2 separate regions of the Homo sapiens genome follow, and region 1 is linked to region 2. A link is an interaction called in ENCODE POLR2A ChIA-PET data of the cell type or tissue named here. Cell type or tissue: A673. All regions are shown on one strand. Links, peaks and the distances in the headings refer to the core of each region. The heading gives the core; the rest is flanking DNA.

Region 1 (16,837 bases), core at 4,914-12,913, 140 kb before region 2:
CTGGGCTTAATTTGGGGAATAGGAAGGGGGCTCTACAGGCTTAGGAAGAGTAGATAAAAGTTTTGTGATGAGCACTTGGTCCTCCCTCTGTTGTGGAAAAAGCTTATTTAGTGATTTTTTTGCCTGCTGGCAAATTGGCTATGTGGGTAGAAGTGTTAGATGGAATATGTTGCAGGCTAAGTGCATTTTATCTGTTCTATTCCAGTTATAAGTTCTGTGGAACTCCCACTGGATGCAGATGTACAGACCAGTAATCTACTGATAACCTTTTTAAAGTATAGCTCAATTGTCATGCAGGACACCAAAGGTAAGCCATAGCTATTTTGGGGGCTCAGGAAGTCAAAGGTGTGGCAGGCAGCTAGCATCAAAGAGCAACATTAATATTTTGAAGCTTTGACAAGATGAACTATTGGGGCCTTGTGTACATGGTCTTCATTGCTGGAAAATAGTGATGTCTCACCTAATTGCTAGATGGCAATTAGGTGGTGTTGGGAAAACCTGAAGCTGGAGGGGAGTACTCAAAAATAGAACAGGAAAAAAATTGGTCTCTTTGAAAGCTAGCAAATCTTCTTAGCAGATCTTGGTAAGTAGATGCAGACTCTTATGTGTGGGAAGTGGAGGGATTAGCACGCTTCAGGGAATTCCCTTTTGAGGACAGGAACTGAAAGCATCAGCTCGTGGTGAGAATTAGAGGACTGTCGTACACAGTACAGTAGGAAGAGGTGAGATTCAGAGGGACTCTGTTCTTGAACACTTAAAATAGAAGTGTCAATACCCATCCTAGAAATGCAAGAGTGGAAGTGGGAGAGGATTGAGTGTTGGAAAAGTTTGAGGTTTTGTTGTGTGATTTCCTGTTTTTCCTCTGTTTGTGATTTTGCCATGGCCTTTTACTTGGTGGTAGAGTAGTGGAGTAGTTGTCCTAGGATTGAGAAGGGGTTGGAAGGAGACACAGCAAATTCTATCCAGTATATATCTTAGTTTTGTTTTTTTTCCCCTACTTAGCATTTTTCTTTATACAGGATTTATGTGAGTGTTCACAATTTTTATGTTTGTTTTTATTGTGGTAAAGTATATATAACAAAATTTACCATCTTAACCATATTTAAATGTACTATTTAGTTGCATTACCTACTTCCATATTTTTGTACAACCATCATCACTGGCTGGGTACGGTGGCTCATGCCTGTAATCCCAGCCCTTTGGGAGGCTGAGGCGGGAGGATCACTTGAGGCCAGGAGTTCAAGACCAGCCTGGCCAACATGGTGAAACCTTGTCTGTACTAAAAATACAAAAATTAGCCGGCCGTGGTGGCATGTGCCTGTAATCCCAGCTACTCGAGAGGCTGATACAGGAGAATTGCTTGAACCCGGGAGGTGGAGGTTGTAGAGAGTTGAGATCGCGCCACTGTACCCCAGCTTGCATGACAGAGTGAGACTCCATCTCAAAAAAAAAACAACAAAACTATCATCACCATCCATCTCTAGAACTTTTTATTTTTCTGTTTTTTGAAGGCAGGGTCTCAGTCTGTCAGCCAGGCTGGAGTGCAGTAGTGTGGTTTCAGCTCACTGCAGCCTTGACTTCCTGGGCTCAGGTGATTCTCCCACCTCAGGCTCCTGAGTAGCTGGGACTACAGGTGTGCACCATTATACCTGGATAATATTTTTTTTGTGTGTGTATTTTTTGTAGATACGGGGTTTCGCCATGTTGCCCAGGCTGGTCTTGAACTCCTGGGCTCAAGTGATCTGCCCGCCTTGGCCTCCCAAAGTACTGGGATTACAGGTGTGAGCCACCGCACCTGGCCTCAGAACTTTTTCATCTTACAAAATGGAAACTCTATACCCATTAAACACTAATACCCCATCCTCCTCTTGCCCCAAGGCCTGACAGCAACCATTCTGCTTTCTGCCTCTATAAATTTGACTGCTCTAGGAACCTGATATAAGTGGAATATATCCCAGTTTTAGGATTGCCTGGAAGTAAGCCTTTGATTTCATGGTGACACTGAGCTAGCATTTTTTCTTCCATTTTTTGTAATGAAAAAATTCTAGTATACAGAAGTTGAAAATAATTGTGAAGTGATTTACCTATATACTCATGAACATTTTACCATACTTGGTTTGCACTTAAATTTCTTTCTGTGTGTTGTTGTTGTTATTTTGGCTGAATCATTTTATTTTATTTTATTTTTTATTTTTTTGAGACAGAATCTTGCTCTGTTGCCTAGGCTAGAGTGCAATTGCAACCAAGGCTCACTGCAACCTCCGCCTCCTAGGTTCAAGCCATTCTCCTGCCTTAGCTTCTGGAGTAGCTGGGACTACAGGCATGTGGCACAACACCTGGCTAATTTTTGTATTTTTAGTAGAGACGGGGTTTCATTGTGTTGACCAGGCTGGTCTCAAACCCCTGACCTTGTGATCCGCCCACCTCAGCCTCCCAAAGTGCCGGGATTACAGGTATGGGCCACCACGCCCGGCCTGGCTGAATCATTTTAAATGAAGTTGCAGACATCATGATTCTGCTTTACACATAAATATTTTAACATGTATCACCTAAAGTTAAGGACATTTTCCTAGATATCCAGAATACCATTATTATATCTAAGAAAGTCAACAATAATTCTGTAGTATCATGTAATATTTAGTCCCTATTTCAGTATCCCCATTTGTCCCCAAAATGCTTGCTTTTTTGGGACACAAAGCTAGCATTTTAATGAACATTTTTATTAGCATTTCTTTTGGTACCTACAGATTGATCCAGTGGGCTTCTCCTATTTAAAAGGATTTTTTGGCTGGGCGCTGTGGCTCACACCTGTAATCCCAGCACTTTGGGAGGCCTAGGTGGGAGGATCACCTGAGGTCAGGACTTTGAGACCAGCCTGGCCAACATGGTGAAACCCTGTCTCTACTAAAAATACAAAAATCAGCCAAGCATGGTGGTGGGTGCCTGTAATCTCAGCTGCTTGGGAGGCTGAGGCATAAGAATCGCTTGAATGCGGGAGGCGGAGGTTGCAGTGAGCCAAAATCATGCCACTGCACTCTAGCCTGGGCAACAAGGGCAAAACTCTGTTTCAAAAAAAAAAAAGGATTTTTTTTCCTAATTACAAAAATAATTGAAATATTCTTATTAAAAATTAAAACATTCTAGCAATAGTTAACTTAGAAAGTGAAAGTTCTTTGTAATTTAAACTCTCCAGAGTTAATCACTCTTAACAATTTGGCATAGATTCTTCCTTTTTAAGGCTTCTTTATAAGAATCTTTAAATCCTTTTTAGGAACTAACTGTCCAGTAGTTTATATTTGGGTTCTTAAATTATGGTCCACAGATGAACTTCAGATTCCTAAATAACAAAAAAACCATTTCCACTTTAGAAGCAAAATTGCTGAAATACTATGGTTTTTGCCACTTTACTTTCTGTGAGGAGAGATTAATGCCTTGTAGGTGGTTTAAGTTTCCCTTAGGCATTAAGTATACTCTAGAAGTCTCTTATTTGCCAAGTGAGGTAGGTAGGTTTCTGGTTGGAGAGTTTTCAGAAGTCTAAGAATGGAGCTGAAAGGCAAGAACTGCATAGGAGGAGAAGACCAGGATTCGGAGACTTTTAGAGTGAGAAAGAAACATTGGTAGACAGAGACAGGAGAGCTAAAAGGTAAGTATGGGAAATGAAGAATTGCCAGAGCAGAAAGGAGCCTGGGTGGGCAGAGTCTAAGATATGTTACACTCAGACATATTGTATTAGCTCTTGGAGATTTCTGCCTTGCAAACTTAGACTTTTTTCTTCCTTTATGTTTTGCAAGTGTTCTCTTTCAAGAAAGAGAGAGCTATATCAGGGATGAGATAGATTTAAGTAGTCCATGTCACTAACTCCTAACATAAAACAGTCCATTGGGAGCTGCAGAGATAGCTGAACCTCTGAGACTTGGCAAGAGAGATCTGGTAAGCAAGGATAACCAGACTTGTGTATCACTTTCTTGAAGCCATTGCTTCTTTATGGAAATGGTAACCTCTTCCTTTCTCTAGAAGTATTGCAGCAACCACAGAATAGAGACACTGCATGGATGTGACCTAGAAAATGAACTTTTAGCTTTGCCGGATATAACACAGTGAACTGAGGCCCTTGGAACTCATTTTTAGCTTTAGTGATTATATAAGCTTCTTTGTCTTGGTCACTTGCCATCCATAAAATGGAAGGCAAAATTAAAGGCTGATTAATTGTAGAATGAGTGGTCTTGGCCAACAGGCAACCTAAATATGGCAAAGGGCAAGGTTAGGAATGAAGAGTTAATTTCAAAAATGACTCCTGTGTGGCTTTATTGGCCCAGCTTTCTTCCTGCCTCAGCCCCTGCTGCATGCCTTGGCTAACAGCATCTCATTATGTTTTTAGCAGCAATAGAAGCAACTTTTTCTTGGCTCTGTTTCCACCACCGCCATGAGGATATTATCTTTTTCCTTTTTCTTATATATTTATCCTTTAAACCCAAAAAGATACTTTTAATAGATATGTATAATAAGGTATAAAGTTTATAATAACTATAATAAATAGCATAACTTATAAAGTATAATAATAAAATGAACATATGTGAACCTACCACCCAACTTAAATAAAACAACATTAATGCTGTTGAAGCTACCTGTGTGTCCCTCCCCAATCACTTCTCTCCTCTCCATTCTCCAGAATTTTTTTTTTTTTTTTGAGACGGAGTCTTGCTCTGTCGCCAGGCTGGAATGCAGTGGCACGATCTCAGCTCACTGCAACCTCTGCCTCCCGGGTTCAAGCGATTCCCCTGCCTCAGCCTCCTGAGTAGCTGGAATTACAGGCTTGCGCCACCATGCCCAGCTAATTTTTTGTATTTTAGTAGAGATGGGGTTTCACCATGTTGGCCAGGATGGTCTCGATCTCCTGACCTTGTGATCCACCCGCCTCGGCCTCCCAAAGTGCTGGGATTACAGGCATGAGCCACCACGCGTGGCCCAGAATTTTGTATTTATCATTCCTTTGGTTTTGTTTGTTTGTTTGAGACAGAGTCTCACTCTGTCACCCAGGCTGGAGTGCAGTGGCATGATCTTCTCGGCTCACTGCAACCTCTGCCTTGTGGATTCAAGCGATTCTCTTGCCTCAGCCTCCTGAGTAGCTGGGATTACAGGTGCATGCCACCACGCCTGGCTGATTTTTGTATCTTTAGTAGAGAAGGGGTTTCACCATGTTGGCCAAGCTTGTCTCCAACTCCTGACCTCAGGTGATCATCCCACCTCAGCCTCCCAAAGTGCTGGGATTAGAGGTGTGAGCCACTGAGCCCAGCCCCTATTCCCTTGGGTTTTCCCCTGCTTTTAAAGCCTTTATTACTTGGGATTTTTCTGACTTTGGTGGTGTCACCTTAAAGAAGCTTCTGCTCAACCTTTATAATAGATACTAGGCAAAAAATTGTAAAAACCATGTATATCTATGCATAGACTTAAAGTTGATTCACCAAAGTCTTAACAGTTATAACATTTGGGTGGTATGATTAAATTTGATTTTCATTGTTTTGTGTGTATATGCTTTTTTAGAGTTTAAAAGACTGTCTATAATGAAATAAGCCTAGTTTTGTATTCATAAACACTTTAATTTTAAAATTAAAAAAAATTTTAAGTGGAGAGATAGCTGCAGGCTTTTCTGTGGGAGTTGCGTATCAGTTTGTGGGAGGATAGTGCCATAGAAACTGGCTAAAGGTGGGTAGAAGAGTTGTGAATCTAGTTTTCTGGAGGCAAGGGCATTACTCTTTGGCTATATCGGGGCTTTGATGAAGCTCCAGGGAGTGTCAGATAGGGATTGTCACCATTACTCTTTTTGCATTGCCTATCTCTGAGGAGATGTGAGTATATTTGTGGATTGTAATCCCCATTATGCCATCTAATTGTCAGGTTTTAATTGATAGATCCCATTTTTGAGAAAGAAGCAGGTCAATGTCAGGGTAAATAGTAATAGCTAACTTCTACAGCACTCTAATCCATTAAGAGGTCTTCTCTCTAGATTGGACTTCATTCTGGGTCCTGTTGAAGCTAATTTGAAAATCATGAGCCATTTGTCTGTTTTGGCTATGCTGGCATGATCCTCTTCTTACTTCCTTTTCACTCCTTCACCCACAGAGTTTCTGGAAAGTAACATAAGCTTGATGGGTTCTCGTACTTGGCAGTAATGGATTAGCTCTTTTTTGTCCTTTTGTGTGTGGGCTTAGAGCCCTGCTACTGAGGTTGTCTTCTTCTTTTTTAATAACTAGAATGTGAGTTGTGAGAGACCAGGGACCTTTGTCTGTTTTATTCAGTGCTATATCTCTAGTGCCTTGCACAGTGCCTGCCACATAGTAGTGCTAAGTAAATATTTGTTGAATGAGTAACTTTGACAGGAAGAAAAATGATCAAGAGTTCACAGCTTTCTAGGGCATAAGTATACAATTGCAAGGAGAAGCGTGGGCTGGACCCTAGTCTCCAGTTAATTTCTTTTTGATTTCATTGCCAGTTTGCTATGAGCAGTCATGAAATCTTTCTAGATTTTGTGGTAGGTGGTGCTTAGAGCTGGCAGATGAGAGGGTGGGTGGAAAAGGAAATGGACCTGACTATTCAAGTTCTATCAGCAAAGGGCTGATGTGAGAGTACTGGCCACTATTTGAGCCATGACAGTAGGAACCATTGTGAGTTAGATGGCTTTCAGGAAGGTGGTTAGCCATTTAACAGACTACCAGGATATTAAAAAAATAAATCTTCTGGGGGAATTCTTTTGCCTAGGAGGGAAGCAAGAATTACTATAGTAGTACCTTGATTTTCATTTATGGATTTTGTGGGAAGAGAAAGTGTGAATGTTTCCTTTTATGATATACGTCCTTGTTCTGTATTGAAACAGATGATGTAAATCTGGATGATTTACAGAGAAGAGTTTCTTTTTTCTTTACAGATGAACACAGGCTTCACAGTGGCAAACTCTGTCTGATTATCCTTACATGTATTGCAGAGGTAGGTCTCACGAGCCTTCTGCTATTAGGCAGTCTTTTACAAAGTGCTATCTTTCCCTGCCTCCCCTCACCCCATTACTGTCTCATGACATTTAGGGTCCTAAAGTTTAGGAGAGAAAATCTTCCCCCTTTGTATTATCTGTCTTCTCCCACTAGAGTGTAGTCTTCGATGAAGCCATGGATAGACAGGGTCTTGTCTGCTTCCACGCTGTTTAGCACTGTGTTTTTAAACTGTGGAGCAGTTTGTTTGTTTGTTTGTTTTGAGACGGAGTATCGCTCTGTTGCCCAGGCTGGAGTGCAGTGGCATGATCTTGGCTCACTGCAACCTCCACCTCCCAGGTTCAAGCGATCCTCGTGCCTCGGCCCCTCTAGTAGCTGGGATTACAGGCAGTGCCACCTTGCCCGGCTAATTTTTGTAATTTTAGTAGAGATGGGGTTTTGCCATGTTGGCCAGGCTGGTGTCAAACTCCTGACCTCAGGTGATCCACCCACCTCGGCCTCCCAAAGTGCTGGGATTACAGGCGTGAGCCACCATGCTCGGCAGTGGAGCAGTTTAAAAAATAAAAAAGGAGCTCAGGTTTCCTGTGATGGGGTGAAGGGGTGGATAGTAAAGCCAGAGAGGGGAATTGGAAACTCAGTAATTGCAGTTTGCCGAGGAACAAGAGCTGAGGGGAAAAAAGAAGAGATGCTTTGGCTTTTTAAGAAGCCACTTTTGGTTGGACTAATTAGGTTCAAACTCACCATGTATCTTGGTGACACACAGGCATGGCAGAACTTGAGTGAGTTTAGAGCTAAATTTATAGCTTCAACCTCCCCCTTTACTATTCCCCACTCTGCTCTTTTCTCTCTTAAGAAAAATGGTGAAGATATTCCACATGAAGTAGAGATCTCTCTCAGTCTCTCTCTCTTCATGTTCTCTGTGGAAAGATGACCTCCTTTTCACAAGATTAGGGGTGGCTGGTTATGGAAGAGCTGCTTATTAGCAGTGGGCCTGGTATAATTGCTTTTCAAAAATCTTTCTAAGAAAATCTTTAAAGGAGTTGTTTTTCACAAATTGTAACAGTTCCTTGTAATTGGAGTCTGTAGGCTTGTCAGATCTTCAGAAAAGGTATTGGGAAAGGGCCAAGGGATGTTTATTACTAATCCATGGTAAGAGGTTTTTGATTTTCTGTCAGTCTTCAGGAAAGCCCGGAATAGACAGGGTCTTGCCTGCTTCCACGCTGCCTGTGTAGCAGTTTGCTTCTGTTGGGCTGAACCCATTCCCAGCAGAGCACAGATTTTTCTTCTTGCTCCTAAACCCTCATGTGGAGCCTGCACATGAATCCTGCAGCCTCTGTGAAAACCTTAAACTATCACAAACAGAGCCAGCTCCTTGGGCAGATGGGACGGAAGAGGGAATAGGAAAACAGATTACTCTCATTCCTCTCAGCATCTGCCTTAAGTCCCTGCGTCTTAATTTTTATTGTTTTTGCTTGGAAATTTTTGACCAGTTAGAGATACACTGGGAAATTACACTAAAGAAAAATCTCATGGCTTAAGTAGGGTTTGACATAAGGCTCTAGGCTCATCCTATTAGCTGTCCAGCTGATCCTTGAAAGTAGTTCTCAAAGTCCAAGGATTTGTACGAAGTGTGATAGATTACAGTTTCTTAAATATAGCTCTCGCTTCTTACTTTTTCTCTATATTTTTATTAGGATCAATATGCCAATGCATTTTTGCATGATGACAACATGAATTTTCGAGTAAACTTACATAGAATGGTAGGTGTTTCTTTTGCTTCTTGTTTTTTCTTAGAGGAAATTTTTTGTATGTCGGCAGGGTTGGGATGAAATTGATCTTACTAGAACAAATGTGGGTGGAAAGTTGTGCCAAAGGGCTTTGCATGACGGCTGTTCAACAGACCCATGCTTGTTGTTGGGATTTTTGTGTGTCATGGAGCTGTTTCTTAATCAAGAGTTTTGGAAGATTCACAAGCGTGGCAATGATACTGGATTTCTTTTTTTTTTTTTTTCTTTTTTTGAGGGAGAGTCTCTCTCTCTCTCTCTCCCCCCCAGGCTGGAGTGCAATGGTGTGATCTCTGCTCACTGCAACCTCTGCCTCTTGGGCTCAAGCAGTTCTTCTGCCTCAGCCTCCTGAGTAGCTGGGATTACAGGTGGCTGCCACCACGCTCGGCTAATTTTTGTATTTTCGTTACAGATGGGGTTTCACCACGTTGGCCAGGCTGGTCTCCAGCTCCTGACCTCAGATGATCTGCCCGCCTTGGCCTGCCAAAGTGCTGAGATTACAGGTGTGAGCCACCGCGCCTGGCCTGATACTGGATTTCAATAATATAGGTTTCAGCAAGGAAATGGTTCTAAGCCTTTTGTTTTCAAAATGTAGTATAATTTTTGAGTGGCTAAGACTAGCTGCTGCTCAGATTTGTTCATCTGAGAAGTGGGCAAATAGAATATGGAGGATCAGGGAATTTCTTAAAGCTTGGAGGTATGTTAAAAAATATCACATTGAGGGCCGGGCTTGGTGGCTCATACCTGTAATCCCAACACTTTGGGAGGCCAAGGCGGGATCACAAGGTCAGGAGATTGAGACCACCCTGGCTAACAGGATGAAACCCCGTTTCTACTAAAAGTACAAAAAATTAGCCGGGTGTGGTGGCAGGCACCTGTAGTCCCAGCTACTCAAGAGGCTGAGTCAGGAGAATGGCGCGAATCCAGGAGACAGAGCTTGCAGTGAGCCGAGATCGTGCCACTTCACTCCAGCCTGGGCAACAGAGCGAGACTCCGTCTCAAAAAAAAAAAAAAAATTACATTGAGGTTTAGATGTAAAACTTTCTTTATTTTTTTGCAACTACTACTGTTGCTGCTTCTATAGGTGGCACCATCACTTCCTCTTTTTTTTATTATTATTATTTATCGTCAAAGAAAAACACCAGTGTACCTCTTTTGTCGTTAGTAATGCCACTTATATAACTAAAAGCAAAGTAAAACCAACAGTTTTCCCATTGTAGTATTCTCTAGTGCCCTTTGAGGTTGTGAATTGTAATTTTGTAACAGGCGTGCATTGATAACTGAAGCATTCACAAGTCCTCCCTTCCCCGCCTCATCCCATGCTACCTCATTCCTCTCCCACCATGTGAAAAAGAGAAAGAAAAGGAAGTATCCCTGTAATAGTGATTTTATTTGCACAAGGAACATGATGATGGGCCATTGGATGTCAGTGCCGGTGTCTACTAATTTCCTTTCTTCATTTTTTTGGTGTGAAGCCTATGAGACACAGGAAGAAGGCAGCAGACAAGAATCTTCCCTGCCGTCCTTTAGTATGTGCAGTACTGGGTGAGTGAGTATCATCAACATTGACATTGTTCTGTGACAGCGATAGGCTTTCATGATGAAGATGAAGAGTAGAACCTGTTTGATGTGCTTCTTCCGCAAATAAATTATTAGTTGTGTTTTTTCCCTGGCCTAAGAATCATGTTTATTGTTGTGTTTGGTAAAGCAACCCCAGTTATAGAGTGGTCAATAAAAGGGTCCTGTTGTTCAAAGAAAAAAGTCATTCCAGTGAGACAAATGGCTGTGTCTAAACTTGATACATGATTTACAAGATACATGATCAAGATTTCAGGCTGGGCGCAGTGGCTCACACCTGTAATCACAGCACTTTGGGAGGCTGAGGTGGGCGGATCACTTGAGGTCAGGAGTTTGAGATCAGCTTGGCCAACATGGTGAAAACCTGTCTGTACTGAAAATACAAAAATTAGCTGGTCGTGTTGGCGTGCGCCTGTAATCCCAGCTACTCAGGAGGCCGAGGCAGGAGAATCGCTTGAACCCAGGAGGCAGAGGTTGCAGTGAGCCAAGATCACGGCATTGCACTCCAGCTGGGGCGAGACTGCATCTCAAAAAAAAAAAAGATTTCAAATTCTTCCCATCCTTTCTTGGTTTGAATTGATGTGCTGGCTGGCCAGGAGGCTTGAAGTTCATGGTTTACATATACAAAACTTCCCCTGAGTATATTAAACTGAGATGAGGCTGACTGAGTTGACAGGTAGGGGGCTGTATCTTGGGTAATTTTGTCTGTCCAGAATTCTGCATTTTCCTCAGGGAATTAGCTGAATTCTTAATCCCATTTCACTTGGATATTCAGCCCCAGTTTCTAAATCTACTTAATTTTAGAAACAGTAATTAAGGCTGTATAATAAGCCTCTCTTGACCCAAAGCCCCACAGCCCATTTCAGTCAATATCTGTCTAACTGAGCATGATAGTAAGATGAGATTGACTGACATAGCTTTAGAGCTGAGTCTCTGGTTACACAAATGTGATCCATAATTTCTTCTCAGAGCTTGCTTCATTGTCTAGTCTCAGAATATGATTTCCCTTTGGCAGTCTGCATTAATGCCATGGGATGAAATATCTATACAATGAAATTTTCCATTTATCTGAATTTATTGGCAGGTCAGGGTATCCTTCTGGAGGTCAGCAAGTGAAATAATTTCTTATTACTTTACAAGTGGCAGGTGGTGAACAGTGTTACACAAAATGCGTTATATAAAATAAGTGTATATGAATAAAGATGTGGTTAGTGGATGCCGTTCAGTGTGAGTGCAAGGTGTACTCAGAAGCTTTTTTTCCAACTCAAAGACAAGAAATGAATTCCATTGTAATTGATCCAGTTTTTCTCTATTCCCCTTTCAGACCTGATGGTAGAGTTTATTGTAACACACATGATGAAGGAGTTTCCTATGGATCTCTATATGTAAGTACAAATATGTACACATTTAATGTGTACAAATCTATTTTAAAGAACTGAATGTTAGAAAATTCATGGTCTGTGTAGGCCGGGCGCCATGGCTCACGCCTGTAATACCAGCACCTTGGGAGGCCGAGGCGGGCGGATCACAAGGTCAGGAGATCGAGACCACGGTGAAACCCCGTCTCTACAAAAAATACAAAAAATTATCTGGGCGCAGTGGTGGGCGCCTGTAGTCTCAGCTACTTGGGAGGCTGAGGCAGGAGTATGGCGTGAACCCAGGAGGCGGAGCTTGCAGTCAGCTGAGATTGTGCCACTGCACTCCAGCCTGGGCGACAGAGCGAAGACTCTGTCTGGGAAAAAAAAAAAAAAAAAAAGAAAGTTCATGGTCTGTGTATACTTTAAGAAAAACACATTTGCATGTGGAGAAGTGTTAGGGAACATTTTCTGGCCTGGATCTGTACATCTTTTCAGAAGAGGTAATAAGCACAAACCACAATGTGGATTCTGCACATATCCGCATGATCACTTCTAGGCACACTGCATGAAGAGGGAGCCGACACATGAATATAGTGATCGCAGGGGTCTGTTGTAATCAAAGATATGCAATACCAGCAGACCACTTAGTTGTCTCTGAGCTTTCGCATTAGGTAGGACGAATTTAGAGAGAGATAGCGCTTCTGATCCATTCTTAGCCTACATTGTCCTGACAGCCTAGCTGGAGCCCTATTATCTGGGCAGATTATGTCTCCAGTGGCCTCGCCGGGAGAGTCCTGCCTCCTGAGGAGAACTGTTTGACCATCACAGTTTTTTGTTTTTGTTTTTGTTTTTGTTTTGAGACGGAGTCTCACTCTGTTGCCTAGGCTGGAGTGCAGTGGCATGATCTCGGCTCACTGCAACCTCTGCTTCCCAGGTTCAAGTGATTCTTCTGCCTCAGCCTCCCAAGTAGCTGGGATTACAGGTGCACACCACCATGCCCTGCTAATTTTTGTATTTTTACTAGAGATGGGGTTTCACCATCTTGGCCAGGCTGGTCTCTAACTCCTGACTTCAGGTGATCCGCCCACTTCAGCCTCCCAGTGTGCTGGGACTACAGGCATGAGCCACCACACCTGGCCGACCATCACAATTCTTTATAATGAGCACAACTGGAGGCAACTCAGAATCATCATATTTTCTTTTTACTTTGTGACAGGGCCTCACTGTGTTGCCCAGGCTGGTCTTCAACTCCTAGGCTCAAGCAGTCCTCCCACCTCAGCCTCCCAAAGTAGCTGGGACTACAGGTGTGTGCCATTACACCTAGCCATTATCATATTTTAATAAAGTTTAAACCTTAAGAGTTTTGTTTCTCCTTTGCCACTCCTCCTACATTCTTCTCTTTAACACCCAAGAACAGCTGTGCCACATTAATGTGATCTCAAATATGTATATTATCTTTAGTCCTTATAAAACATCTGAATTGAGTGTGACATCAGAATTGCTCCCTCCGATTTTTGGGCAAGAGGGTAATTTGGTGAACAGCAAATTGAGTAAAGCCCATTGCAGTGCCAGGCCTGGGATCTAGGGAGGTATAAAGGATTTCAGTCTAAATAGAGTAGACCTCTAGCTTGCTTTTTTTTTTTTTTTTTTTTTTTGAGACAGAGTCTTATTCTGTTGCCTAGGCTGGAGTGCAGTGGCATGATCTCAGCTCACTGCAACCTCTGCCTCCTGGATTCAAGTGATTCACCTGCCTCAGCTTCCCGAGTAGCTGGGACTACAGTCGCGCACCACCATGTTGGCTAATTTTTGTATTTTTTAGTAGAGACAGGGTTTCACCACATTGGCCAGGCTGGTCTAGAACTCCTGACCTTAGGTGATCTGCCTGCCTTGGCTTCCCAAAGTGCTGGGATTACAGGCGTGAGCCACTGTGCCCAACCTTCCGGCTTCTTAGATTGCTTATAAACTATATAGTCTTGCTTTCGTAGGTCTGAAATAATGATACAAATTTTACTTTTAGGTAAGTAGGTTGCAGTTTGCATTTTTCCATACCTTTTGGGTGTTTAGAAGTAAGTCTGATCCTTTATTTCAATTCAAAGACCATGAACAGTTGCTTTTTATAACACTTAACAGATGAGTGTTCAGCTTATTTTAGCTGGGGTCCCTGAACTTCATTATCTTAGGGTTCAGATTTGTTTTTGCTATGGACTTTATTTCTGGCTTATTTTATATCCTAGTTTTAGGATGTGCTATTTACTTTGTAACACGTATTACTGTAGTTTCAATTTTTTCATTTTAAAAGAAAGGAAACTGAGGCTCAGGAGATTAATTACTTTGCCCAGGGTTATTCTGTTAGTAAGCATCATTGCCTAGATTTGAACCCAAATTTTCTTACTATAAATTCTGAACTGTTACATTCCCAGGTGTATTAGTTATCTACTGCTGTGTAACAAACTACCCTAGACGTAGTGGTTTAAAACAAACATTTATCACCTCACAGTTTCTGTGGTTCAGGAATCCAGGAGAAACTTAACTGGATAGTTTTGGCATAGGGCCTCTCAAAAGGATGCTTTTTAAGGAATAAAGGTAATATGCATACTTGAGGATCACATTAACGTGGCACAGCTTTTCTTAAAGAGTGTTAAAGAGAAGAATGCAGAAGTGGCAAAGAATTAAAAAAAACCTTAAGGCTTAAACTTTATTAAAATAAGATGATGACCAGGTTAGTTGGGGCAGCAAGTATCTGAGATTCTACTGGGGCTCAAAAATCTGCTTTCAGGCTCACCTAATGGTTGTTGGTAAGCCTCAGTTCTTCACCACGTGGGTCTCTCCGTAGGGTTGGTAGGCATGGCAGCTGTCTTTCCCCAAAGCAGTTAATCTAAGAGAGAAAAGGGGAGCGAGAGCCCAGGATGGAAGCCATAGTATCATGTATAACCTAATCTCAAGTAACATATCATTTCTAATGGTCACACAGACCAACCCTGTTGCAATGTGGAAAGGGACTATATGAGTGTGTGAATACCAGATTGGGGTCCATCTTGCAGGCTGGTACCACAGTTGCACAGCTAGTAAGCTGCATAACTAAGGTTAAAATTCATGTCTGACCCCGGAGGCTGTTCTCTTAATCATGTCTGTGATAAGTGATGGAGGAAAGATTTGTATAGAGTGACTATGCTGACTGGAGCATTAGAGAAGATATCGGAAGGTTGCATTTGACCTGAGTCATGAAGAAACACTAGGGATTTTCTGTGTGGAGGAGTCAGGGAAGGACATACCACGTAGGGGACCAGCATGTTTAGGTGCTTGGAGGCTAGAAAATGTGGTATGTTTGGAGAATAGAGCATAATTCCAGGTGGTTAGAGTGTAGAGTGCATGGAGGGAGGATAAGAGAGTAGAAAAAAAGCTTGCCCAAGATTAAGTGGATGATGAGGAACAGTTGAAGGTGGGGCTGATATGATAAGATTGTATGTTCATTACTGTAAAGTTACAGGTATATTATCTGTTTACCCAAACCCCCACATTTCTAGCCAATGAACCTGGTCTACCCAAATGTTCTAACTCCCTCCTCGCCCTTGTTCATAACTTCACCCTCAAAAGAGTTTTTATCTTGCCTTGCTTTCTTAGGCGCTTTTTCCACCTGCTCCTTAATTTACTGCCCTGGGGTTAGGGAAGATGGAGAAGATAACGAGGCATCAAGTTGACAGAGGCTGGGCAGAAGGTCCCACCCTCAGGCTGAATTCACTTTCTTCATTACTACCCCTGGGCATGTTTCCAGATCTTCCTTCCCCCACTTCTAGCTCCCTTTCCAGTTTTTAGAATTTGAAGCATCAAGTCCTTATCAGGTGAACTTCCTGCTTCCAGCTGGGCAGCAGGCCAGGCTGCTGCTCTCACTTCTCATTATGTACCCCTTTTCGGCAGTATACAGCAGAATGAGAAATTGAAAGCAAAATGAATTTCTGCCATTTCAGATAAGTTTATAATCTTCCTAGTGAAATATGAAGAAATATGGAGTTTGGAAAGACTTAATACTCAAAGCCAGAATCTGGGTCAGAAATGAAACAATTTCACATCTGTGTGTGAATGCTGTAGGTAATGATGGGGGAAGGTGCTTATACTGAAGAAAAAAAAAAAAAGAAAGGTCTTGCCTGGAGCAGTTAAGAGGTAGCAAAACCGAACCAATTACTTTCACCTCCTAGCTGTACTCCTTGATTCTTGCTGCCACTCTCACTGCCACCACAGGATTGGGGAGTGAGGGGATATAGTCTCTGGGAGAGTAAATTTTCCTTTAAGTTACTCTTACATCGAAAACTTGGACTCTTCTTAAGTCACATATTTCCAAACCTGTAGGTAGGCATCAGAAGAAAGGTACAGACTTCAGTGGGTCCTACAGGAAGATTTCAGGAGAAAGTGGAACTCATTTTGTGTTGAAATAGGAAATTGCTACAAGCATGAAAGAAGCCCCACAAGAAGCACTAAATTTAGAGTCATTCTGCCAGTACATACATATGTGTGTGTGTGTTTGTGTGTGTGTGTGTATTTTATTTCATTTATTTTTATTTTTTTTTGAGACAGAGTCTCTGTGTTGCCCAGGCTGGAGTGCAGTGGCATGATCTTGGCTCACTGCAACCTCCGCCCCCCAGGTTCAAATGATTCTCATGTCTCAGCTTCCTGAGTAGCTGGGATTACAGGTGCCCACCACCACACCCGGCTAATTTTTTGTATTTTTAGTAGAGACAGGGTTTCACCATGTTGGCCAGGATGGTCTTGAACTCCTGACCTCCGGTGACCCATCCACCTCGGCCTCCCAAAGTGCTGGGATTACAGGAGTGAGCCACCGCGCCTGGCCTATGTGTGTAATTTTTTTTTAGAGGCAGGGTCTTGCTTTGTCGTCCAGGATGTAATGCAGTGGCACGATTATGGCTCACTCTAACTTGGAACTCCTGGGTGCAAGCAATCCTCCCACCTCAGTCTCATGAGTAACTAGGACTACAGGCTTGCACCACCATGCCTGGCTATTTTTATATTTTTTGTAGAGATGGGAGTTTTGCTGTGTTGCCTAGGCTGTCTTGAACTCCTGGCCACAAGTGATCCCCCTGCCTCAGCCTCCCAAAATGTTGGGATTTACAGGCATGAACCACTA
Region 2 (15,792 bases), core at 4,660-12,659:
CAATCCATATTATTAATATTTAGGAACAAATTCAGTAGGAACACTTTGAAAATTTCTGAAGCTCCTTCTCGGCCTGTCTCCCTTCTCTTTGATAGTCTGCCTCCCCAAACACCTATATGTCTCCTTAGCTTGGCAGGACCTTCAAGTTCTCCTTGTTTTCCTTCTCTTAGGATTCCTGTCCTGCACTGCCTGATATCCAGTATCTGACAAGAATTGTTTCCCAGTTCTCAGTTACTCTATCAAGTGGAAGTTCTGAACTACTTTAAAATACTGCATACCCTGAGTTGCCCAACTGAATTTTTTGAATTTCACATATTTTTCAGAGAACCTTCCCTTATATTAACTATTCATCTATATCTATATATCTATATCTATATCTATATATATCATCTCCACCTACTTCATTCTCTTTCTTCCCTCCTCTTTTCTCAGTTACTACAGAGGGAAGTCTCAAATGGGTGTTGGAAATGGTATATATAGTGAGCATTTTTATGTCCTTTTTAAGATAATTTACTAAAACATTTCTGATATTCCCTTTCCCCGTTTTTTTTCCATCTATTCTTGGGTCCAAGTGCTAGCCTTAACTAACATTGATCATTTACAAAGGCTCAACCTTCATATCTCTCAACAGTAAGGAGAGTTTGAACCTGAAGCTTTTGGGTCTCTAATATTTTATCCTTTTAACTGTCTGCTTGGTCACTGTGTCTCTTTGAGACCCTCCATCTGCCCATGGACCAGAGGGGTAAGCCGATAGCATTTAAAGGAATTTAACAGTCTCCTCTGGGTACTAGTTAGCATTGGAGCTCATGAATCTAATTGTTTTCCTTGTTGTCTGAGATACAACTCTTTTGGTTGCTATATGCAAACAAGTGCTAAAAATGGCTCAGCAACTCTTTGAACCTGGCTGCTCAAAGATCACCATGTTTCTCTGCTTAGATTGTTTTGGACAGTTATCTAATAAGTACACTGCACAGCTGAGCTGAATTTATGCAGTTGGAATCCATCGCTACATTGAACACACCTCAGAAAGTCATTTCAGAATGGATCAAACATAATTTCTGAGAAACCATAGCTATAGCTTGTATATTTTGAGAGTAGAGTGACATCCTCTCCCATTCGTTTCATCTTTTGCTCATCTTTTGTACAGGATTTATTTATTTCAGTGTCAGGGCTGAGCCTTGAAGAATCTGCCTTTCAGGTGATTGCCCTGATGGAGTCTAGGCTGTCAGTGTCAGTCACAGATATGTCCAAGCTAATGGTTGGTCCTTCCTGCAGCTGCTGTCTCAGGGGCCCTGCTACACTTGTGTAGAATTTTGCACTCACAATTAGCTACTACAGTAATGTAAAGAGGAAGAGGTGGTAAACAAAAGAGAAAAAACCTTGGGTTCCTTATTTTCCCAGTCTTAGAAGGTGTGACACTATCTCAATCTAGCTGCCCATTCACTGGTCAGTTAAGCAGCTGACTCCAAACCATACTTAGTGTTACTGGCTCAACCTTCTATGTCCTTACATCTGTGGGTGTGCCTGTTGATGGTGGTTTATCTTGATTCCTCAGTTTGCATGTTAGCTCCGTAAAGGCAAGACTTGGCTCTGAGGGCTTTTGAAGCCTGTCAAAGAATGCTGAGAACAGTGCAGAAGGTACATCAGGGTCTAACTCTAATCTTACCACGTGACCTTGATGAGAGATTACTTTCTTTTTTGGTTGGGCCTGTGTTACTAAATTAGTCAGCAAACATGTTGACTGTTTGTTGTTTCTTAGGACTCTGTTAGACATTATGAAAATCCATAATGTCACACTGAGCCTCCTTCAGAGTGCTAAGCATCTAGCTATGAGAGATTTCAGTGAGGAAATCAGTCGTAATGGCATGTTGTTTCTCTAGGAGAGGGCCTGCCACTCTGCCTGCGTCCACCTGCTAATGCACGAACCCTAAAGCAGTATATTCTTTCCTCCACAGGAAATCCCTCATTGGGAAACCTGTAGAATGCAAATGTCTTCCAGAAAGGGTGGGGACAGATGAGAGGAATTTTTTTATTTATGGATGGGGTTGAAAGGGAAGCTGTGGAAATAGGTCACTTCTCCCAATTTCAGGCCCTAAAAAATAGTTATTCATAGGGTCATATCAAGGCAAAAGAAAATAGTAGTAATAGCTACACTTCTTAAGTGCTTTCTGTGTGCCAAGCATAGAAAGCTTTCAATACATTGTCTTATTTAGTCCTCAGAACCAGCTATATATGATGAAGTTATTAGTATTTCCACTTTAAAGATGAACAAACAGGCTTACCCAGCTCCATCCTGCTGCTAACTGGTGAAGATAGGATATGAGTCCAGGCAGGCTAACTCTAGAGCCGTGCTCTTAACCACTATGCCATCTTGACTATCACTAGCTACTAATTGGAACTTTTCAGCACCCAGGTACAACTAGACCCAACAGTGACCTGCCAAGATCTTTACTTAGAGAACATCTTTGCAGTGCTGTGCTTCTTGTTTAGCTTTAACTAATCTTGAATTTGGAAGAATATGGGTTTTAGGGAAAGAAGAATTGGCTTTTGCTTCTCCCTTATCAGAATCCCTCTTCTAAGCTGTCCAGCATCTGACTACCACTTAACATAATTGTTACAATGCCATCAAGAGGCTCTGCCTAGGCTGCTGAAATTGCAAGGTTAGGGACAGACCTTTATTGCTTCTGGGAGAAAAGAGGGCTATTCCTCATTAGGAGACACATAACCAGTTCTGGGAAAGGCCTGGTTTTAGGAAAATAGAGGAAGAGTGGGAGGCTAAATTTAGTCCTTTCAGAGGAAATAAAAGATAAGACCTTCCATTTCTCTTTCAGTCTCTTGCCCAAGTTTATAGAGCATTTTAGACCCAATAACAAATCCAGAGAAGAGAATTAGGCAATGCCCTGAGTAGGTCATTCTCATTTTTGTAGGAAAAGTCGTCTTCCTTTGAGTTTGAGGAAATTTGCTGGGTATTAGAAAGAAGATGACTTCAGCCTTTCTGGCTGACAAATGGTATATTTGAGTTGTGATATTATTTCTCCAGGATGATGAGAGGGAGATTTCATTGTGTATTTACCATTAAAAACTGCCTGAAGCTGCTTGGACCTTCCTCTCCCCTCTAGCAGTCCATTTGCCAGTGACCATTGTTGAAGGCCTAAGGTATGCTCAGCACTATTTTTTTTTGAAGTGGAGTCTCACTGTTGCCAGGCATGATCTTGGCTCACTGCAACCTCACTGAACCTCTTGGGTTCAAGCGATTCCCCTGCCTCAGCTTCCCGAGTAGCTGGGATTACAGGCACATGCCACCACTCCCGGCAAATTTTTGTATTTTTAGTAGAGATGGCGTTTCACCATGTTGGCCAGACTGGTTTTGAACTCCTGACCTCAAGTGATCCGCCCACCTCGGCCTTCCAAAGTGCTTGCATTACAGATATGAGCCACTGCACCTGGCCCAGCACTATTTCTTTTAGGGATAAGACAATTATGCTAGGACCAGGAGGTCAGAAAGGTCAGAACAGTGAACAGCTTAGAAAGGTAGTGTGGGGAGCAAACCTGATTATTCAGTCCTTCTTTTTTTTTTCTGTATACCTACTTTGTGGTCCAGACTTCTTGCTTCTTGATTCTGTGGGCACCAGGATAGATGTGTCCCAAATCCTGAAACATCATGAGGAATAAACTCCATTACCCAACTTGCTGTGGAACAAACTCATTATTTCTCCATTATCAGCTTGCAGAATAAGTAGTGCCTGCCCAGCCCCCTCCACATTATGGGAAGGAGAAGCAAGGGCAGTGTCTGGACTTGGCCTGGTGATGCTCTTGTTTGTGTTTTCAGAGTTTGATGACTCAGGCTGTCCTTTCCTGCTTTGTGGAAGAAATGGGTTCAAAAAATCATATTCTCTAGTGAGTAAACAGCTAAAGTAGAACAGTGATCAAGAATCCAGTGGGACAGATAGATGGAAATTATTATGAAAATCCTATAAAAAGCCTTTTTATCTTTTTTTCCTTCTGATTCCATTTTAACTCCTTTATCTGTTTCAAGTCATCCAGAGATTTTTTTTTTTTTATGATTAGGAGTTGGACAGGGTTAAAGCAGAACTGCATGGAAGTGGAACAGAATGATGACAGTCTCTTTGGGAAAATGGAAGATTAGCCTTGAGATAGGAGCATTCATTGTAGAAGGGATTTATTGAATCTTTCAGCACCCCGCCCCGAGCCTGAAGACCACAGGATGGCAGAGGCCTAAAAAGCCCAATTAAAGATCAAAGACCTTTGAATTTCAAGCTTCCATCTAAAATGAGTATTGAGTAATCAAAATAGCAGCCAAAATCAGATATTGCTGACAATGAGTTTGGAGTGATCTGTAAAATTTTGTTGGTTTACACCAACTATCAACAGGGTTGAGCAGGGTGTTCAACTGCTAGTATTGAAAATTGTCAAACCCTGGAGCCCTAAGGAGCTGGGTAGTCATTAAAGCTCAAACAGCAAATCAAGGCTTCACCAGGTTACTTTCTTAGCTCTCCACAAATCATACTTCCAAACTTCTTAGGAGAAGCAAGTTTGAATTCCTTGAATCTTTGGTCTCTGAAGGCCAAGTTTAGCCTGTAAACCCAAGAATGTGCCTCAGGTTAGACCAGCCTGCACTGGGTTGAGCACAGCCTGCACTGGGTTGAGCACTAGGAAGAGCACTGGATTGAGAGAAAATTCTGGTATATAATCCCAGTTTTATGACTTTGGGCAATTTACAATCTTTCTGGGCATTTATTTCTTCCTCTGTGAAATAAGGGCCATGAACTAGCTAAGTGATTTCAAAGGCTCCTCCCAGAACTATTATTTTTTTCTTTATATATATATAATATATTTATATATAATACATAAATATATTTTATATAATGTATTTTATATAAATATATATAAAATATATATATATATTTTTTCACACCTGTGATTCCAGCACTTTGGGAGGCTGAGGTGGAAGAATCACTTGAGACCAGAAGGTCAAGGGTGCAGTGAGCTGTGATTATGCCACTGTACCCCACCCTGGGTGACAGAGTGAGATCTTGTCTCAAAAAAATAAATAAAACATAGAGATGGGGTCTCACTCCATCATCCAGGCTGGTCTTGAACTCCTGACCTCAAACGATCCTCCCACCTCGGCCTCCCAAAGTGCTGAGATTATAGGAGTGAGCCACTGTACCTGGTCCAGAACTATTATTTCTGTGGTTTTGTCCATGTAGTAGCACTTGGCCAAAAAGAGGTATGATAGCTGGGCGTGGTGGCTCACGCCTGTATCCCAGCATTTTGGGAGGCCGAGGCAGGTGGATCACCTGAGGTCAGGAGTTCAAGACCAGCGTGGCCAACATGGTAAAACCCTATCTCTACTAAAAATACAAAAATTAGCCAGGAGTGGTGGCAGGCACCTGTAATCCCAGCTACTTGGGAGGCTGAGGCAGGAGAATCACTTGAACCCAGGAGGTGGAGGTTGCAGTGAGCTGAGATCACGCCACTGCACTCCAGGCTGGGCAATAAGAGCGAAACTCCATCTCAAAAAAAAAAAAAAAAAAAAAAAGAATAGACAGTGTTGTTTCCTCTTCACCAGAATCTGCCATAGGCTGAATGAAGATGTATGAGGCCCTAGCCCCTGGCTTATCATTAGAACTATCTTGAGATAGCCAGAACTCCAAATACTCCTTGTCACCAGAAAGACTTTCATTATAAAATTAGTAACCATTATTGACTATTGATTATGTGCCAGGCATTGTACAATCGTTAATCTCATGTTATCCTCACATCAGCCTTATAAGATGTAGATGGTGTTGTCTTCATTTTATAGATACTGAAAACTGAGGCTCAAAGACATTAAGAAACTTGTATAAATTTATTTTGCTAATTAGTGGTTGACTGGGAACTAAAACTTAGGTCTCTGACCTCAATCCTATGTTCTTGATGGCTTTGCTGTCCTCTCAGGCCCCTTACCTCCAGAGGCTTCAGGGGCAGATGTTTAGGCCTTCCCAAACATTGCCCACTTTGTTTTCCCCTCGCCTAAGTTGAGGCAAAGTGTTTTAAGGCAAAGAAGAGGGCATGAGATACTTGAAACTGAGGCCATTTGTGTATTCCTTGTCTTCCACTTGAACCCAGAAGTTGTTCCTTTGTGGTGAAGAATCACTTACGCACATAGAATCTTTGGGACAGTTTGAAATAGGTAGGTACTTCCTGGACTGTGAAAGTAGTTACTTTTGAGTCATAGGAGCTGTCTAGGTAGCTGTGTAGCCATTGGGATGACAGTGTTTCCATCAATTGTATGTTACTTAAAACTTTTATTCAGGAACTTAAAAACTTTTATTCCCATGTCATTTTAGGAAGGTGAGTTCAAGTTCCATTTTATAGAAAAAAGGGCTGAGACTCACAGAGGCTAGGTGAATTGTCTGAAGTCCCATAACAAGAGGCTAGGTGAATTGTCTGAAGTCCCATAACAAGAGTAGGACTCCCAGCTCAGTTAATTTTCTTTCTTTTTTTTTGAGACGGAGTCTCGCTCTGTTGCCCAGGCTGGAGTGCAGTGGTGTGATCTCGGCTCACTGCAACCTCCGCCTCCTGGGTTCAAGTGATTCTCCTGCCTCAGCCTCCCGAGTAGCTGGGATTACAGGCACCTACCACTGCACCCAGCTAATTTTTGTATTTTTAGTAGAGACGGGGCTTCACCATCTTGGCCAGGCTGGTCTCGAACTCTTAACCTCGCGATCCATCCGCCTCGACCTCCCAAAGTGCTGGGATTACAGGCATGAGCCATCGTGCCTGGTCAGCTCAGTTAACTTTCTATCAGGCTCTTGCCAAGACCCAAGTGTCTGTCTCCTAAGGGTCATAGGTGGTGGTGTGAGGATTCCTTGGAGAGCATGTGACCTGTAGGTGACTTACTGGCTTTGAGGCTACCTTGGGCTGAGGTGGTTGGCATGATTCTAGGAAGCCCACAAGCCCAACGGCCGATGAAAGAAGGTAGCCTTGTGCTTGCGGGGGCGTAGACTGTTACCTGACGGATTGGAAAGGGATTTCAACCTGAGAAGGACCTTTAGAGTTGCCAGGAAGCAGATACTGAGGCTGCAAATTGTGGTAAGCCTCAGGCCTTTAGGCAGAGGCTCTGGGAGATGGCCCTCTCCCTAAGTGTGGCCCTCACCATGTCCCAGGCCAGTGCTGAGACTCAAATGAGACATGTTCCTTAAGTCTGAGCTACAGAAAGCAAAGTCCCAGGCCAGGCAAGTACCTGCTAGTGTTCTGAAGTCTTGGATGGGTTGGGGCCCAGGCCTGAGCCTAGAATGTCTTTTTCCTTTGTGAGTAAAAGAAAAGTGACAAGGGCAGGAGACAGCAGAGACTAGATGAACTGACAGGCAACTTTCCTCAGGTATAAGAGGAAGAAAGGAAGTAAGCCCACAAGAAAGGGCCAGGGAAGGCCGGGCGCTGTGACTCACGCCTGTAATCCCAGCACTTTGAGAGACTGAGGCGGGTGGAGCACCTGAGATCAGGAGTTCGAGACCAGCCTAGCCAATATCATGAAACCCCGTCTCTACTAAAAAAAAAAAAAAAAAAAATTAGCCAAGCATGGTGGCAGGCGCCTGTAATCCCAGCTACTCAGGAGGCTGAGGCAGGAGGATCGCTTGAACCTGTGAGGTGGAGGCTGCAGTGAGCTGAGATAGCGCCATTGCACTTCAGCCTGGGTGACAAGAGCAAGACTGTCTCAAAAAAAGAAAAAAAAAAGAAAGGGCCACGGAAGGGGGAGGTGGCAACGGGCAGTGTCTGGACAAGAGGAGAGCTGAGATCATGGGCACTATAAGTCCAGCCAGGCTTCTGGATTTTTTTCTTTTCTTTTTCTTTTCTTTTTTTTTTTTGAGACAAGGTCTTGCTCTGTCATCCAGGCAGTAGTGCAGTGGCGTGATCACAGCTCATGGCATGGCATCCTCTGCCTTCCAGGTTCAAGCAATTCTCCTGCCTCAGCCTCCAAAGTTGCTGGGATTATAGGTGCGCACCACCACTAATGTTTGTATTTTTAGTACAGATGGTGTTTCACCATGTTGGCCAAGCTGGTCTCGAACTCCTGACTTCAGGTGATCTGCCCGCCTCGGCCTCCCAAAGTGCTGGGATTACAGGCGTGAGCCACCATGTCCGGCTGCTTCTGGTTTTCTTCCAAGGAGCTAGTAGCTCAGGGACCTTTTCTGCTCTCACCTCCCTGTAACAAACTAAACTAAACCATGCTGGCAAAAGCCAGCTTTATTGGGATAGGAAGAAATCACTCTTCTAAGTGAGACCTTAGACCTTCTACCATGCCCTGGCAAGAGGAGAGAGTCCAGGTGATCAAAGCAGCCTTACCTGCGGCCTGAGGCTCTCAGGATGTAGTCAGAAGGTTCAGCCATCTCTTCATATGCAGTAACCTCTTTCGCAGAAATTGACTTTAGCATGATGTTTGTCCTTTGGCACTTGACACCGCTCAGGAAAGGCTGAGCCCAAGTTGCTGGGTCTTAAGCATTGCTGAGGCTCCCCAGATTTCAGGGCATAGGAAAACATGTATTACTCTATTCTGCCTGGTTCCTAGGGGCTGATTTCCATCTTGGAGGAATTTTGCCTTTTTCTGGGCTTGAGCCATTCACTTCTGAGCCAAGACCTTGGCTGCAGATATTCCAGCCACGAGTGCAGCCCACGTGCATGAGAGGACCAGATTACTTTGTGGGTGACTGCTGTTGCTGGGTACCAGTCCTCCTGCCTACAGAACTGACAAGTGGAATGAGAAGCAGAGGAACCAGCCTATACTACAGTCTGTGGGACACACCAGGCAAAATGATCTTGTAGAGCTGGGTGTCTGAAGGGGAGAAAGCTGGGCCAGCCCTTTGCCCTAGCTGTTCCTTCCCTCCCAAACCGAACTCGGTAACTCTCCCATTGGGACACAAGCCTTCCCTGTGCCCTCTAGCCCTTCTCTCTCCTCAGGAATTTTTGGCAGCCAGAGTGTTTGCTACCAAGTGAAGTCTGCCTGGCACAAATTTGGACTGGTGCAGGGAACAGTGCAGAGGCACCTTTGGGCCCCTCAAGAGCCTGTCCTCCATCCTGACTCTGGCTTATTTCCTCTTCCCAACCCCCAACCCCCTTCTGTCAGAGCTGTGTGTTCCTTGTCACTCACTAATTCCTCCAAGCTCCCTACTGAGCAGGGAGCTCTCCATGATGCCATAGGCTTTCCTCCAGGTCAGATCAACTTCACTCCGATGATCAGAGTGAATGATCATCCCCTTTCTTGGTCTCCCCTTTCTTCCTAGCTCACTTCTGATTTGATGTGTAGTGCCTCTCCCCTGATTGTCCTTGCCTTTGATTCATGATCTTACAAGCTGAAGTCACATCTGGCCTGGCTATGAACAGTCCCTTCTTTCTGTAACCACAGATAGTCAAGTTTCCTGGAGTCAGTGGAAGTCTGAATCCTCCCCGCATAGAAAATCAGAGAGATGTTGTGGGAGAAAAACCCCACAGAATAAAGGCTCTAGCTTAGTCTTGAAAGCGTACCCTATACCCAAAGGCTGGGATGCCCTAAAGTTCAATCCAGGCACTGGATAAGAAGACTGAGTTGGCACTGAGCAATGAAAACAAGTAGCAGATGGTGCTGAGGAACATCCCAAGACTGAAGAAATGTGGTTCCCAGAACGGGAGAAGGAAGGAGACATTGGCAAAGTCTTACTCAGCAACTGTGACAGCCTGGCCAGGGAAAGCTTCAGGATAAGGCTGAGAGCACATTTGTGGTGTCAGGGATATTGGTGAGCTGAGATGCTCACTGTTCTGTAACCTCTTCTCATGCTCTTTTGCCGTACTCAGAGTAAACAGACTTGGTGGCCAGGCTGGGCTGGTCAGGAAAGGCAGGGAATAGAAGAGATGAGAAAGTCGCGGTGGGTGCAGTGGCTCACGCCTGTAATCCCAGCACTTTTGGAGGTCAAGTCTGGTGGATCAACTGAGTTCAGGAGTTAGAGACCAGCTTGGCCAACATGGAGAAATCACATCTCTACTAAAAATACAAAAATTAGCCGGGCATGATGGCACACACCTGTAATCCCAGCTACTCAGGAGGTTGAGGCATGAGAATTGCTTGAACCCAGGAGGCAGAGGTTGCAGTGAGCTGAGATTGCACCACTGCACTCCAGCCTGGGCGACAGAGTGAGACTCTGTCTCAAAAAGGAAAAAAAAAAAAAGAGAGAGAGAGAGATTAGAAAGTTGGCCAGGCTCAATGGCTCACACCCGTACTCCCAGCACTTTGGGAGGCCAAGGCAGGTGGATCACCTGAGGTCAGGAGTTCGAGACCAGCCTGGCCAACATGGCGAAACACCATCTCTACTAAAACATATAAAAAACAGCCAGGTGTGGTGATGTGCCCCTGTCGTCCCAGCTACTCGGGAGGCTGAGGCAGGAGAATCGCTTGAACCTGGGAGGCAGAGGTTGCAGTGAACTGAGATCACGTCACTGTACTCCAGCCTGAGCGACAGAGCAAGACTCAGTCTCAAAAAAAAAAAAAAAAAAAAAAAAAGAGAGAGAGAGAAAGTGGTCCCAGAAACCTGAGGCATCGCTCCCTGTAGCCAGGCTGTTTTCTGGAAGATAAGTAATAAGCAAGGTTTCTTGGGGGTGTTGTCACAGACCAAACCCAACCCAGTAGATCAGCAGAATGGGGCTCAGGGTTGTGGGATTTGCATGGCCTAAGCCCTGCCTGGCCCTTGATGTCCTCCAGGTGCTGGAGGTGGTGAGAGCCAACTATGACACGCTCACGCTGAAGCTGCAGGATGGCCTGGACCAGTATGAGCGCTACTCAGAGCAGCACAAGGAAGCTGCCTTCTTCAAAGAGCTGGTGAGTGCCCCACCGCCTCTGCCTGTGTCTTAGGGGCCCGCCCCCAGCCACTGGGTTCTGCAGTTTATCTGCAGTTTATCTGCAGATAAAACAAGACTTGAGGGGTCTGCTGGGATGGGGTATGCAACTTCTCTCCCCCATTGTACCAGGCAGTAAGAGAAGATGCTATTCGAGGTAGTATTGCCTACTTCTCCTTTGCAGCCATGGAGACAGCCCTTGCACAGCTCCAGCTGGGCCTGGGGTTTGACGTGTGTTCCCAGCAGCAGATCTGGCTCATTATTCCTTAACCTGTCCTCAGGGCAACTAATAAAAGTAATTAATTCTTCCCCTTCTTATGGAATCACGTCTTCCTAAACTCCTAACTGGCCGCTGGTCTGAGTCCCCTCCCAATCTAGTTCTCCAGTCTCCATTCCCTGCTTTCCAATCACTTAGCTTCCTGCAGCCCCCACCCTTGGGCACTTGGAGCCATGAGCATTTGCTCTGCCTCCTACTTAAGTTCCCAGTCAGTGTCTCCACAGAGCTAGCCCTATTGATGGTCCCTTTCCTGCCCTGTACTCTGAGCTGTTCTCAAGAAAAGCTCAGCCCCCCTGCAGTCCTGTAACCCTACCAGCTTGGTTTACACAAACATCCTGGCTGGGGACTGAGACCAGGACCTGCAGGCCTCTGTACCCACTTCCCCTGTCCTTAGACCTCCCTCTGCTGGGGCTGAACTTGCGTCAGCTCAGCTTTTACTTACCCCATGCCAATTGTGGTGAAGGCACTGCGTATTAGATCGTTTGTCTTGTGCTAAACACAGCCCAACTCTGATCCTGACATGACATTCCTCAGGATTTTGGACTTCCACAGGGTCAGGAAGACATGCTCTGGGGTGAGTTAGTTTGGAACACAGAAACCATTAGTGTAAAGTGATAGCAGAGTGGAACATTTTTATGGGATGGTTGGCAAGTCTTTAAGTTGATGTGGAGGAAGTTCTGGGAGCAAATGGTTAACAGAGAGCAATCTGTGAGGAGCTGGAGAGGGTTACGGGAGCGGTGTCTCGAGGCTCTGAGACACTCACCACGGCCTTACTCAGTTCTGCTCATATTTGTTCCCCTGGCACAGGGGAGCAAAGAGGGTCTGGTCCAGTTTGGAGCTAATGAGCTCAAGTTTCCTGCTGTTTGCCATGCTGCCCTTTCCTCTGCTTCCTTCCTGATGACTTCATTAAGTTTCCTATAGCATAGCAGAAATTGAAGGAAAGCTCCTGAGACTTTGGGGCCCAGGGCAGACACACTCTCCTCCTCCTTCCCCTTTTTGTTTCTCAGGCAATCTACACAGCTATTTCCTGTGGGGAAATCTCCTTGAAGAGTCTGCCAGATTCCTCTTGGAACCCTCTCAGAGTAGGGACTTGGGCCCTCTGACCCTTTCTCTACAGGCTTTTACCCTGCTGACCCAGGCAACACTGGGTTAGGGTTCTGTGGGTAGAGAGTATGTGAGGTGAGCAGTGGGCACACAGCAAGGATACGCCCCAGACTTTCCTCTCGAGTGGGCAGGCATCTTTAGAAGGAGTGCTAGACTAGGAGTTAAGAACCCTCGGCCCTGCTCCCAAGCTGGGACTCACTAGCAATGTCACCTGGCCCTGGCCATTGAAATTGGCCTCCTTGGATCCTACTCTTGCCATCTGTGCCAGAAAAGGACTGCATCTCTAAATGCTCCTTCTAACCCCAAAATGTAAATAAATCCAAAGGGAGAGTGAAGAGACTAGAAACACATCTAAAGAGAGGTGGTGCTAGAGCATGAGTCTTCTGGCCTCAGTTTCTCCTCCTCCATCAGATCACTGAGCAGCCCAGTCCCCCTTCTGCATAGCCAAAGCAGAGACAGATGTCAGCCTCAGCCCTCCTTTCTTGTCTGTGCCTGCTTCTACCTCCCCAGGAGCCCAGATGCTCTTCTTACATCCTCCAGAGTTTGTTCCTGTCCACCCCTCTTCTCTCCTTCCCTGCTGTCAAGGAACTGTTTGCTCATTTGCCTGCAGGGATAATAGCTGTTAAGGGTTCATTTCCTAAGAGAGAGACTTCTAGTGCCCCGTGTAGCAGGCACTGTCCTCTGCCGTTTAGAACTGACTCTCTCCTGTTTTCTCTCTGGCTGCGCCCTCCCACCTTCCCCAACTACCCTTTCCCAGGTTCGATCCATTAGCACCAACGTCCGGAGAAACCTGGCCTTCCACACACTCAGCCAAGAAGTCCTGCTCAAGGAGTTCTCCACTATCTCCTGAGGCCACGCCTACCTGAGCAGCCTCTGACTGCCCTTACCCATGAGGATCATGGGCTGGAGGGGGAGCGAGGGGAGAGGGGGCTGCCCCCGAGGTTGGAGAGAAACACAGATACCAAGTTCTCTTGGTGAAGACCGCACTTCAATGGAGCTTGGGCAGCAGGGGCAGGAGGGTCAAGCCAGGGATAATCTTATTTGGGGAGGAATGGGTGGGCACAGTGGGGAGAGGCCTCCAGGAATGTGGGGACTTCCAGAGTGGGCTCCCTAAACAGCCCCTCACATTTCCAATCTTGAGGTTACAAGCTGTAGCTACTGACTAATTTTCGGGAGCTGGTGAGGCAAGCCTCAGGGTAATGCCAGCACCCTGAAAGTCAGTGGCTCTGCTCGGCTTCTGAAAACAGATCAACTCTCAGATATAGCTGGAGCTACATCCTGCTTCCTTTGGGCCTGGGGCTGTGCTTGGCTTGAAATCTGTGTCCCCTGCCTGCACTGGCACTTTGTCCAGTCATCGGGACCTTTGGCTCAGATTTAGGGTAAGATAGGAATAGGGTACCTTTTTCCTTTTTTTTCTGAGACGGAGTCTCACTCTGTCGCCCAGGCTGGAATGCAGTGGCGTGATCTCGGCTTTACTGCAGCCTCCGCTTCCTGGGTTCAAGCGATTCTCCTGCCTCAGCCTCCCGAGTAGCTGGGACTACAGGAGCGTGTGCCACGCCCGGCTAATTTTTTGTATTTTTAGTAGAGATGGGGTTTCACCATGTTACCCAGGATGGTCTCAATATCCTGAGTTCATGATCCACCCACCTTGGCCTCCCAAAGTGCTGGGATTACAGGCGTGAGCCACCACACCCAGCCAGTTTTCCTATTTTCTGAATTCAGAATTGACTTCTCTGGGAAAACTGGAGATGAGAATCTGCCCAGTGCTCTGCTGTCCAGTCACCGCCTTTTGAATTTTAGTTTTGGCACCAGGAGTACCGTTAGCTTTCCCCTTCTTCTGGCCCATTTGACTCATCAGCACAATAGGGTCACCACCTTAACTTTTAATTTCTAATCTGCTTTACTGTCTTTAGGGTGTGTATGAAATAAACATTGACAGGCTTTCTGGAGCCCTCAAGGTGCCTACTTTGCTGGTTCCCTTTCCAGCAGCTCCCCCACCTCCCTTAGCCCCCCCTCCTCTGGCAGCCTCTCCTGCCTCTGCTGAGCTCCCCTCCACGTGTTCCACCCCCTTACCCTGCTGTTGTTTACATCCAACCTGCCTGAGAATTTCCTCTGGGGAGGAATCTATTCCTGTCATGGTCTAGTGCCTGGGAGGGAGAGAACTTTCTGGGGGTAGGGTGCCCTCCATCTGAAACAGGCCAGGTGAGCATCATGCATAAGGCCTCCATTCTGTCCGCTCAGATTCTGGGTGGGGCCACAGGCAAATCTCCTGACTTATGGGGAGTTGGCTTGTGGTTCCTCCCTTGGATAGCCTCCATGGAACCACTATAGGCTTTCCCAACAGCTGCCTCTGAAATAGCTGCTGCTTCGAGATCCTCCCTTTTTAAAGCACTTTCTAAAGCCCTCAGGATGGCGGGAGCAAACAGCACTGGTATATTCTAGGAGTAAGTGCAGGAATTCAGCAGTGAGAGCATGTCTGGGACCACCTGGACTGCCATCCATTTAACCTCAAATCTCTTTGGGATACTCGCCCTCCCTGGGAACCAGAGTTCTGGCTCTAACATTGAGCAGCTATGCACTAGTTCCAGAGAAGCCACTAACAGGCTGCCATGTGTAGATGTAGGTTCTTAAGAGATCACAGGCTGGGTCATCTGATCACTGGATGGATAGCTCAGCCTGGGGCATTTAGTGTTTTCCCTGGTGATAAATCCCCAAGGCAGCTGGATTTGGAGCTGGTGGCAAGTTGAAATTATTAAAAATTGATTTGTGTGGGACTGTCTTTAGTGTTGCTTTTTTTTTCCTTAATCTCTGTTGCCCAGACTCATTCCTCAAAGATAGAGGTAAGGTAATCTCCTAGGTGCTGCTGCCATCTGGCTAGGGGACCCCTACCTGCCCTTGTGAACTCTCCTCCTTCCTCTGAGTCTCCTGGCCCTAGTAGAGGTCAGTTGGGTTCGGAGAGCTGTAACCTCTCTTGTCCTCTGGGTAGAAGGAGGGAGAAGAGAGTTAGTTCCCTTATCTCCAAACTTAGTGGTATTGAGGAGGCAAGCCAACCCATTTGGCCACTTACGGATTCCTGCCAGCCTTTCCTCCAAGTGAATGAGGACAGGTCTAGGGCATGGGGCACTAAGCAGAGGGCTCCTTGCCCTCCATTGTAAAGGCCCTTCTCTTGACCAGTTTATTCACATATACCTATCCCAGAACTCCAAACGAGAGTGCCCATTCTCTCCTGGAAATCAACCTTAACAGGAGCTGCCCAAGCACTTTCTATGCCCAGCCTCTATACCAGGTCTGTGGAGCCTCCTCCAGAGCCAAGGGAGATCCAAGCGCAGGGCATTGCTCCTAAAGACAATCTTACCCTCAGCCACTTGTCCCCCTCTTAGGCCTGAACTCCCGCCACAATTCCTGCTGGGTTGATTAAATCAAGTGGTTGGAAATTAAAGCCAATTGAAGAGATTAAGTGTGCTTGAGTCACTTTAAAGTTTTTGGTCTTAACAGGTCACTCCTTTGGACCCACCAGACAAGGTCCCCTCATCCTCATAGCAACG

What was found. ChIA-PET counts read pairs that join two places held together with the same protein. Peaks named below come from ENCODE experiments on the same cell type or tissue, not always from the same donor. Only the 100,000 strongest peaks of a DNase experiment are listed, where the experiment ranks them.
Region 1: POLR2A ChIA-PET joins it to region 2 with 14 read pairs; 11 of 35 experiments call an interaction of 5 or more read pairs at or near these places.

What each region holds. Positions count from the first base shown.
Region 1 is chr10:101,985,441-102,002,277 of GRCh38, reverse strand. It overlaps ARMH3 (armadillo like helical domain containing 3), which reads left to right. Exons shown (of 26, transcript NM_024541.3): 15 at 206-307; 16 at 6,923-6,981; 17 at 8,675-8,740; 18 at 10,240-10,309; 19 at 11,667-11,727. Among named protein-coding and RNA genes, the nearest start is that of ARMH3, 62 kb to the left of the region's middle. In A673, for the core only: no CTCF peak of the experiment used is centred there; no DNase peak of the experiment used is centred there.
Region 2 is chr10:101,844,833-101,860,624 of GRCh38, reverse strand. ARMH3 (armadillo like helical domain containing 3) reads left to right here. Exons shown (of 26, transcript NM_024541.3): 25 at 10,733-10,849; 26 at 13,005-15,026. The coding sequence ends at 13,097. LOC101927445 (a long non-coding RNA gene) reads right to left here and starts at 8,679. Exons shown (of 3, transcript XR_946261.3): 1 at 8,350-8,679; 2 at 3,590-3,651. In A673, for the core only: no CTCF peak of the experiment used is centred there; no DNase peak of the experiment used is centred there.